Regions from separate parts of the Homo sapiens genome. Here region 2 is linked to region 1. A link is a loop called in an ENCODE intact Hi-C map of the cell type or tissue named here. Cell type or tissue: GM12878. All regions are shown on one strand. Region 1 has its middle 49 kb from the start of MIR4329. Region 2 overlaps LHFPL1 (LHFPL tetraspan subfamily member 1).

What was found. A loop is a pair of places that touch in the nucleus more often than their neighbours do. Peaks named below come from ENCODE experiments on the same cell type or tissue, not always from the same donor. Only the 100,000 strongest peaks of a DNase experiment are listed, where the experiment ranks them.
Region 2: a loop joins it to region 1, with 5 times the contacts of the local background. A loop is called at or near these places in 3 of 110 quality-filtered maps.

The regions. Positions count from the first base shown.
Region 1 is chrX:112,729,173-112,734,172 of GRCh38, reverse strand. No RefSeq gene overlaps it. Among named protein-coding and RNA genes, the nearest start is that of MIR4329, 49 kb to the left of the region's middle. In GM12878, a CTCF peak has its summit at 2,180 (motif pointing right); no DNase peak of the experiment used is centred here.
Region 2 is chrX:112,640,341-112,645,340 of GRCh38, reverse strand. All of the region lies in intron 3 of LHFPL1 (LHFPL tetraspan subfamily member 1), which reads left to right. Among named protein-coding and RNA genes, the nearest start is that of LHFPL1, 37 kb to the left of the region's middle. RefSeq lists enhancers at 1,226-1,275, 3,744-3,793. In GM12878, a CTCF peak has its summit at 2,801 (motif pointing right); DNase peaks (open chromatin) are centred at 1,480, 2,799 and 3,787; H3K4me3 peaks cover 248 bases; H3K27ac peaks cover 3,118 bases.

The DNA.
Region 1 (5,000 bases):
AGAAAGAGGAGGAGGACTAGAGAGAAAGGGAGGGTAGAGAGAAAGAGAAGAGACAATGTGCATTGTTGCTGACATGCACTGTTTTTGTTTCTGTGTGTGCTTTGTACTTGTAATGGTTAATGCCCAGATGTGTCCTAAACCCCATGAAGCTGTTTCCTTCCCAATCACTAGTGAGTAGTAACAGTCCAATCCAAATGTAACCCTTGATCTTTTTCATAAGTAGAGCATAGAATCCTTTGTTCTCACGTACCTTTTTTTAGTACATCATTAAATTGAGTAGAATAACAATAATAATAATAAAAACTCAAGTCAATGTTCCAGTAACCTACCCCTAACTGCCTCTCCCTATGAAACTGCTACTCTTTAATGCACCACAGCTTTGCTCACATCCAAGGCAAGACCTCAATTGATCAGTTGAGGTGATCTTGTTATACCCTTGCGAGGCTATAGGCTACCACACCCAATACATCAACCTTAATCAGCGCTAAGTCCCTATTGCTATTGCCACTCTATTGATCTCTGCTTGTAGGAGATGAGGGTAAGAGAAATTTTTCTTTTACAGTCTTTGACAAAAAGAGAAAAGAAGAAAAGGGAAGAAAAGGAGAAGAAAAGGGAAGAAAAGGTGAAGAAATGAAAGACCTGGAAAAAAGAAGAAGAGGGAGAAATAAGGAAGAGGAACCACTGAAGAAAACTTGAATACTAGTGTCCCCAGGCTCCACACCTACCTAATTTGCTTTTCCCTGTTTCTCCACTCAGCAATGCATTAAATATGTGATCTTTCTTTTAGCCACAGCCTTTCCATTCCTTACTGTGGAGTCAAGAAAAATACATGATATAATGAAGATAAGACAGGCTTTGGAATCAGCTCACCCTAGGTTCTCATTCTAGGACCTAGCACGGTAACTAGCCCATAATGTCAAATAAACTCCTTTTCGTAAGAAATTTGTTTGAGTCCCATGTAGCAATGGCAATGCTCCTGGACTGTATATATTATTCTACCATTGTATGGTATCAGTAAAAACTCACTGGGAATTCACTTTTCTCAACTGTGTTTGGCTATGAGAGCAAGGAATTTCAATTGGCAGGCAAAGTATGTTGTTGCTTAACACCCATATATGAACATGCATACTTGTACACATACAATGTATACATGGTAAAAACAAACAAACAAAAACTCAACCCATACCTAACAACAAGTATACAACAAAAGGTCTCTACTCCCTCCTCCGCAACAACCCTTAGATCCTTTTGAAAATGTAACCACTGGACCACTGTTAACTGTTTCTTGTTTGCCAGATACACTTCAACATGGGGAGGAGGCTGGTCCAAGTTGCTTTTCATTTGCACAAGGTGTTGAAGTAGAGAGTACTCAACAGTTTAGGGTGGGTGGCATCAGGACCTTGGGCTTCCATGGGGATAGTAGCCGTGAAAACAGGTAAGATGAGAGGATGGGAGACATTGCCTGCTTTACAGTCTTGCCTCTTTCGTGGTGTGACTCTTAGATCATGAATTAGAAGGGTCCCATCAAAGGAAAATCTGAGACCTGGAAAAGGAAGTGCCTTGTGCAAGGTTACACATGCAGCCATTTAGAGGCAGAGCTGATATTAGCCCCTAGTCCTCTAGCTTCCTAGGACTCTGTTCTTTCCCTAATTTCCCAGAGCCTCCAACAGTGAAACAAACAAAGCTAGCGCCTCTGCTTCCGGCAACTTCCACTGGTACTCTACTCTCTGTGTCTGGACTGTCAGCCTTACAGATCTGCTGGATTCTTCTAAGGGAGGACTTTTTTCTTTTCTACTTTTAGTGGAGACATGATAGCTTGAGGGCATAAAGACATAGTTTTCAAACTGTAGTATGAATCTGAATCACCTGAGCTGATTGTTAAACATGTTAGTCTTTCCCAGAAGTTACTGACTCTCAAAGAACTTTCGCTACTCCTTTGAAAAAGGTATCAGATACTTACTGGAATTTTTTGTGTTCACATGATGACTTTCTACAGAAGCCCTAAGTCTAGAGCAAAAACACCATCTTGTTTTAAAAATTTCGTTATATTGTTTCTGTTTGATTATAAAATTAATACATATTTATTGGCAAAAATTAATATTACAAAAGAATATTACGAAAGATATACATCAGCAGATGTTTTTAAAGCCTTTTCATCAACTCTCAAGAAAATCTCCATTCTGGACACAAGAGGGAGCTTTTAGCTAAAATGAAAATTTTAATGCAGGCAGTTTCATGGGGGATACATCATCTTTACTTTCTTTAACACATTTGACTTTTTTCTCTTTAAAAACACATTCGCTAATGATTATGGAATTGTATAATGATAGAGCTGATAAACTTCTTAATCATCATGACCTCTCTACAGCAGTTGATATTGTAACTACCCAATGGGTTCATTTTGCCTGCTGCCCACATAGAGCCGATTTATCAAGACAGGGGAATTGCAATAGAGAAAGAGTTTCACACATGTAGAGCTGGCTAAATCAAATCAGCCTCCCTGAAAATTTGGAGGCTAGGGTTTTTCAAGGATAGTTGGGGGGAAGAGAGGTGGGGTGGCCAGGCAATGGGTGCTTGTTGCCAGTTGGTTGGGGATGCAATCATAGGGGCATAAGAAATGGTTCTCATGCCCACTGAGTCACTTTTGGGTGGGACCACAGGAGCAGTTGGCAGGTCCAGGTGGAGCCATTGGTTATCAGACATGCAACAAACCTGAAAAGACATCTCAAAAGGCCAATCTTAGGTTCTACAATAATTATGTTATCTGCAGGAGTAATTGGGGAAGTTGCATATCTTGTAGCTTCTGGAATAATGGTGAGTAATCATTTATGTCAATACCTTGGCAGAATTCAGGCTCCTCTTATCCTCTTAGCCTGGTGGTCTCTCCTTAACTTTTCAAAGGCAGTTGCATTTTGAGGAAGTGCTATTATTATTTAAACTATAAACTAAATGTATCCCGAAGTTAGCTTGGCCCAAGGCCAGGAATAATTAAGGGCAGCTTGAAGGCTCAAAGCAAGATGAGGGGTTGGTTAGATCAGATCTCCTTTACTACCATAATTTTCTCACTGTTATAATTTTTGCAAAGGAAGTTTCAATATGGTTGCCTATTCCTGTCTTTAAAGATTCTCCTTCCTTGTCTCCTGAGATACCACTCTGTTCCTGGCTCTGCTCCTAATTTTTTGACCATTTCTCTTCCTTTGCTCTCCCCTTGAGTGTTGGTTGCTTCTCTGAGACCCTCAGTCCACTTGTCTTCTCATTCTGCAGTGTATACACATGTTCTGTGGCTGACCTCATCCATTCCCATGGTTTCAACTACCACTATGTGCTGATGAAGTAATCACCTGCATATCTCTTGCTATTAAGCTTATACTGAGGCACAGATAATGCATTCACTTGCCTACTGGATAAGCTCAAAAATTCCAAAGCAGCCCAGAAAAAGGTCAATTAACCTGACCCAAAGGGTAGTACATTTTAAGACTACATAATAGGTTGGTTAGGGAATCTCTGAGTTTTCCGAGTCCACAGGGAATCACCTTGGATGACCATGTGAACTGTGATTGTAGAAACAGAAAACAAAACAAAACGAAACGAAAAAAGAGCAACAAAAACCACAATAACAAAAACACTAGAGCACAACAAAAAGTTTCACTTAGGCTGGATTGTCCAATATAACAGTCACAAACTGCAAACGGCTTTTGAGCATCTGAAATGTGTTTGGTTTTAATTGAGATGTAGAGTAAATGTAAAATACTATCAGTTTTAAAAGAAAGCAAAATATCTCTCTCTCTTTTTTTTTTTTTTTTTTTTTTTTACTGATTACAGAACAGTTCCTGGTTCATACGAAATGCTCAATAAATGTTAACTGCTACCATTACTAGACACTCTCAATTCTGGTCACTTCAAATTTCTTGATATTACCCAAACCTACCAGGCACTTTGATGCTTCTTTACCTTTGTGAATGCTGTTTCTCCTGCCTGGAATGCTCTATTGCAAATTCTTCACCTATGAAACTACTACACATACTTCAAGATCTAGCTAAAACATTACCCGCTTTTTGAAATCTGCCACATTACCGGTGGTTATTGTCTCCTCTGTGGCACCGTGTAGATATTGCTATTATTGCACAAATGGTAACACAGCTACACTTGTAATATAATGGGTGTGTCTGCTTCCTTACTGGACTTTTAATCTCAACAGAGATAGGGGCTTGTTGGTCTCCTGTTGGTATATAGCACGAGTGTCTAGCACAACATTTGCCACCGAGTAGGTACTAAATAACTGCTTTTCAAACTGAAAATTGATTAATCTAATTAAACAATCTATCTTTACATATGAGGAAACTGAAGCCCTGGGAAGTGATGGACTTTTTGGACAAGCTTACGCTTTGGACCCTAGTGGACCAGGGGGCCTTTTCTTTTGCCTCTGAAGAAAACAGGCAAAGTGTAGCCCCAGAATAATTAAAATAAAGACTTAAATTAACAGAGATGCCTCACTTTCACTACTTGTGAGAAAATAATGATGGGTGTGAACCCCAAACCTTGATACTGAATTAAGCGTATAATATATGTCCAAACTTCCACTAATTTCTGGTGTCAGGATAAGGATAATAACATTTTGCTATTTAACATCCCTCTGTGGCTGGCTAGACAGCAGGACCTGCAAGCAACTGTAGAGTCCAATATTGTTATGTGCTTGACGGAAAGAATACAATGAGTCAAATGACCTAGATACTAGTCCTTACTTTGTTGCTAACTTCTTAGATAAGTTACTTAAATTTTGTCAACTATTTTCACATCTATATGATGAGTGCTTGGATCAGATGATCTCTAAAGTATAACAAACTCCCTTCTGATTGTGACTGTGACAGGATTCTTCATGTACAATGAGATTCTCTCTTATTTTTAAAGCTCTCTAGAAAAAGTTAATATACATTTCCCTTAAGAATCCCTTCAGTTTTATATCTCTGAGCTAAGTAAGTAATAATGGAAAACTATATCAG
Region 2 (5,000 bases), 89 kb after region 1:
TGCAGCATGAAGGCTAAATGCACAGGTTAATAGTAGAATGACCTGGGTTCAAATATGAGCCTTACCATTTACAAGTTGTGCAAGCCTCCATTAATGAGGATTGGTAATAGTATTTCTCTCCGTAGGGTTAATGAGAAGATTAAGTGAAGTATAGACACATACAAAGCACAATAGGCTGCATTATATGTAACTTGCTATTAGTAGCAGCCTAGGTCTCAAGAGCCTTTTTGGAGGGGATGCCCCAGACTTGGCTTCTGGGAGGGAAGGAGGGACCCCCTCCAACACACACTTGGCAAAGGCCTGCAGTAGAGGCTACCCAAAAGCCATGTGTGTGCTCCCTGTGTTTCCTCTCCTGGAGGTTCATTTCCTTTGCTCTCCCATCATTTCTGCTCATTCTTGCCAGTTCAAAGCCTTTTATGGTGACTTGGGGTTTGACCTTTGTGGGTTCAGTTTCCAGGCATTTCCTGTTACCTTTTCTTTCTGTCAGTTTCCTTCTTTATGGACAGTTTGTTTTCTTGTGCTCACCACAGCACAAAGAAGCAGTCTAATACATTTCCATGCCCATAGCAGGGCATCAAAGTGTGGTAGAAACAACCATGGCCAGGGTATCAGGGCACCTGGGTTTTGATTTTCCTAAGCTTGCCTGGGCACCTCACTTTGGCACTCTGACCCTTAGTTTCCTTGTTTTCACATAGAGAGCATTGGACTAGATCGATAAGTACTCAGAGGCCCCAGATACATGCCTAGCTCCCTGTGTTGTGATATGCCTACTTTTATGGTGAGGTCTTTGATCTAATTTCACGTCTACCTATTTTGTATTTAAATAACAGAAGAGCAGATATCAGGTCCTCTTAATGTGTACACACACACACACACACACACACACAAACAGGAGAAATATATGCTAATTTGCTTGACTGTAGTAATCATTTCACTATAGGTATATAAAAACATCATATTGTATATGTTAAAAATGTACAATAAAAACTAAAGCAATCTACTTAAGGCATCCCTTCTAGAGGAGAGGAGCTTTTTAGTAATACCCACCCCATCAAGATTAAGTTATAGAGGAAAAGAAAAAAAAAGAAAGTAATACCCACCCATGGAAGGAGGGGCCAGAGATTGGCCAAAGGGATTGTCCAAAGCAACTCATCCATAGGAGGCCATCCGCCCCTCACAATTTTCCTGCAGCATCAGCTAGAATGCCCTGGCAGGCAGTCCTTGAAAATCCATGGCTTAGGTGTTGCTTAAGATTTTTTAGTTGCCCATCTAGCCCACACAGAGAGGAGTATCCAGCCAGAGAAGAAGCTGTGCTGAGCTGGAGCAGGCAGTGGGGGAATCAGTCAGTTAAAAGGCAACTTAAGCAGCTGCTCTGTGAGGAGGTAGTTGGTATCGCTTCTGTTTTACTCATGGGGAGCTGAAACTCAAAAAGGTTTGATGACTTGCCCCAGAGGTTAAGTTTGTGACAGGACATGATTTCAACCGCACGTCCGTAGTGCTTGGCATGCTCAGTGTTGCACTGAATGGAACGAACAAATTGTAGGGTGGCTCTGTTGCTATCTGACTGTATCACCATAGATAAGTAATTTCACTTCTTTAAACCTGTTTCCCCACGACTAAAGTGAGGATGATAATACCTACTGATATGGTTTGACTCTGTGTCCCCATCAAAATCTCACCTTGAATTGTAATAATCCCCACGTGTCTAGGGCAGGACTAGGTGGAGATAACTGAATCATGGCGAAAGTTTCCCCCATGCTGTTCTCATGATAATAAGCGAGTCTCACAAGATCTGATGACTTTATAAGCATCTGGCATTTCCCCTGCTTGCACTCATTCTCTCTCCTGCTGCTCTGTGAAGAGGTGCCTTCTGGCATGATGATAAGTTTCCTGAGGCCTCCCCAGCCATGTGGAACTGTGAGTCAAGTAAACCTCTTTTTCTTTTTTTTTTTTTTTTTTTTTGAGACGGAGTCTGGCTCTGTAGCCCAGGCTGAAGTGCAGTGGCACGATCTCGGCTCACTGCAGCCTCTGACCCCCAGGCTCAAGCAATTCTTCTGTCTCAGCCTCCTGAGTAGCTGAGATTACAGGCATGCACCACCACGCCCGGCTAATTTTTGTATTTTTAGTAGAGACAGGGTTTCACCATGTTGGTCAGGCTGGTCTCGAACTCCTGACCTCGTGATCCACCCGTCTCAGCCTCCCAAAGTGCTGGGATTACAGGCGTGAGCCACTGCGCCCGGCTTTTTTTTTTTTTTTTTTTAAATTACCCAGTTTCAGGTATTTCTTCATAGCAGCATGAGAATGGACTAATATACCTACCTTCCAAAATTGTTTTGGCCATAACATGACAACATGCAGATAAATGTGCTTTATGAAAACAATGCTCTACAGGTACAAGGCATAACAGATTAGAAAGCTAATTTACCATTAGATTTTCTCACTGATCATCTTCTATTAAAAATAGTGAGGTGCTTAAAGTAATGAGACTCTATACATCCCATAGGCCACTAAGCTACTTTCATTTTGAATAGAAAAATAATGACGGTGCTTATAAACATTTCTATCTTTTCTGACATAGTCTGCATGAGAATGAGGTGCTCACCCCTGGAGTAGTTGGTGACTAAGGTGACTTCCAGCTTGGTGACTCCAGAGGAAAGCAAGGCTGTTACAATAGCCTCAAGGTCAGGTCTTCTGATTCAATTGGCCTTATTTTCACATTGCCTTGCAGAGGGCCTAGTAGGCTCAATGACTGGAAAAATGAATGCAGAATTGTGAGCCAGTTGTCTATGCATGAGACGACCACACGATGGCAGTAAAGTCAGGTGAATTCATTCTCTGCTGCTTTCTCAGTCCTGCCTCTAGTCCTTAGATCAAAGAATGTGAACACACTTAATTCCTTGTTTCTGTTTCTTCCAGTTAATGCCTGGGCAACATGGTGAAGCCCCGTCTCAACAAAAAATATAAATTTTTATTTATTTTTTTTAATATTTTTTGTTGAGACGGGGCTTCACCATGTTGCCCAGGCTGGTCTCAAATTGCTGGACTCATCTAAGCTGCCCAGCTCGGCCTCTTAAAGTGCTGGGATTACAGGCATGAGCTGCTTGGCCTGACATTAACTGATAGTATTACTATTGTTATTAGTATAGGTTGGACAATATAGAAGGTTTTTTAATAAAGTGAAATGGGTTTCAAACGCAGGAACCAGGAGGAAAACTAGGGTCAACTGTAATCCCAGGAGCAATTCCCTGGCGAGGCTAGAGTTACAGGGATGAAAATATATGTTATATCTGTGTTCTGTGTCATATAACTTTTTCAAATCATTGTCACCTAGCCTCACCCTGGTGAACTGTGAGAAATTATGAGAAAGAGACAAATGTATCTTTCAAGTGAAAGCTGCTAGCACTGCATCAAGCACAGTGTAGGTTTCCAAAAAATGTGGATTCCTCTTGCTTTTCCTCTGAAAGTTAGACTGATGTGGGCTAATGATATGGTCCTATCCAGTGGTTCCCCATGGAAATGTGTATCAGAATCATCTGGGCCTTCTCCCCAGACATACTAATTTTGTAGATCTGGAGTGGAGCCTAGGAATCTGTATTTTACAGCTCTCTCAGACACTTTTGGGAACTTGTTGGACCAGTTGGGAGTGTGTTGAGCTGAGATAAAGAGGATCTGAGAAGTATTAATTATTCTAGGCATGGTGCTAAGTGCTTTGTATGTGTCATCTTTTTGGCCTTCAGAGCTGCTCTGTGAGATAGGTGGTATCACTTCCATTTTACTCACGGAGAAGCTGAAACACAGAAAGGAGAAATGGCTTGCCTCACAGGTTCATTTTGTGAAAGGACGTGATTTCTAGCACAGTTCCCTGTAACTCTCATCCCAGACTCTTCTCCCTGTACCACACTGACTTCCTGAGCACACACAGACCTGGGCTCAGTCTCTATTTTCTCTAAGTGGGGACCTTGGTCAGACACTTTATCTGGCTGTTCGATTCTTTCCTCTATAATAATTCCTGCCTCTGGCTGGGACTTGACGAATGAATAAAACAAATGAAAAATAAATAAATGAGATAATGGATCACAAAATACCTTAAAAATGATAAAGTACTAAACTCATATTGGGTGGTATTATTTGTGGCATTTGTCATTACCCAGGAACCTTGGACCTGGAAAAGTCTCTGTGGTGTATATCCGTTGGCTGATAAAGCATGGATGGAAATAGCTAATGTTCAAAGCTGGCATTGCTGGTATGGGGCTAATTTAATGGCTAGAATGAGGGAACATGCACTTCTGAGTCCTGAGGTAAATCAGCTCACTGGGTCTGGCTTTCTAGCATTCTTGAATGTTCAAGGATTATGTCAAAAATTAATAACAGTCACTCAAAAAGCATATTCTGAACATTCACTGTATTCAAGATGCTGAATAAGGCATTGTAAAAACTACAAAGAATTTAAGGATATAGTCTTCAACAAGCCTGTAGTTAATTTGAGGAGACATGATCCATACACACACACACACACACACACACACAGATGGAATCTAACAAAAGCAGCCATAATGATGTCAATCACAAATGTGTAGTGTCGTCAGAAGGAGTAAATTACTGTTGTTACGCTAAGACACACAATGAGAACTCTAGAATCTATCTTCCTTCTCTTTATGTAAGTTCTCATCTAGGTTACTGAAAATAGCCCCTGACTCTCTCTCTCCCTGTTCCACAAAGGTACTGCACATCAACGCCTTTATCTATCTCCCATCCTGTGGACAAACTGATGTTTCTAAAATGCAAATCTGATGTCATTATCCTTCTTTAGCAGTGGTTCCCCATTGCCTTCAGGATAAAGTCCAGATTCTTTAGCAAGGCCTACAGGGACTCTGGCTATCACTTCCATCACCACCCTGTCTTCTTCTCTTGCCCAGCCACCTCGAAAATACCATGTTCCTCCACCCCTTTGCAACTTTGCATGTGTTACTCCCTTTGCTGGGAATGCCCTTCTTCCCTTC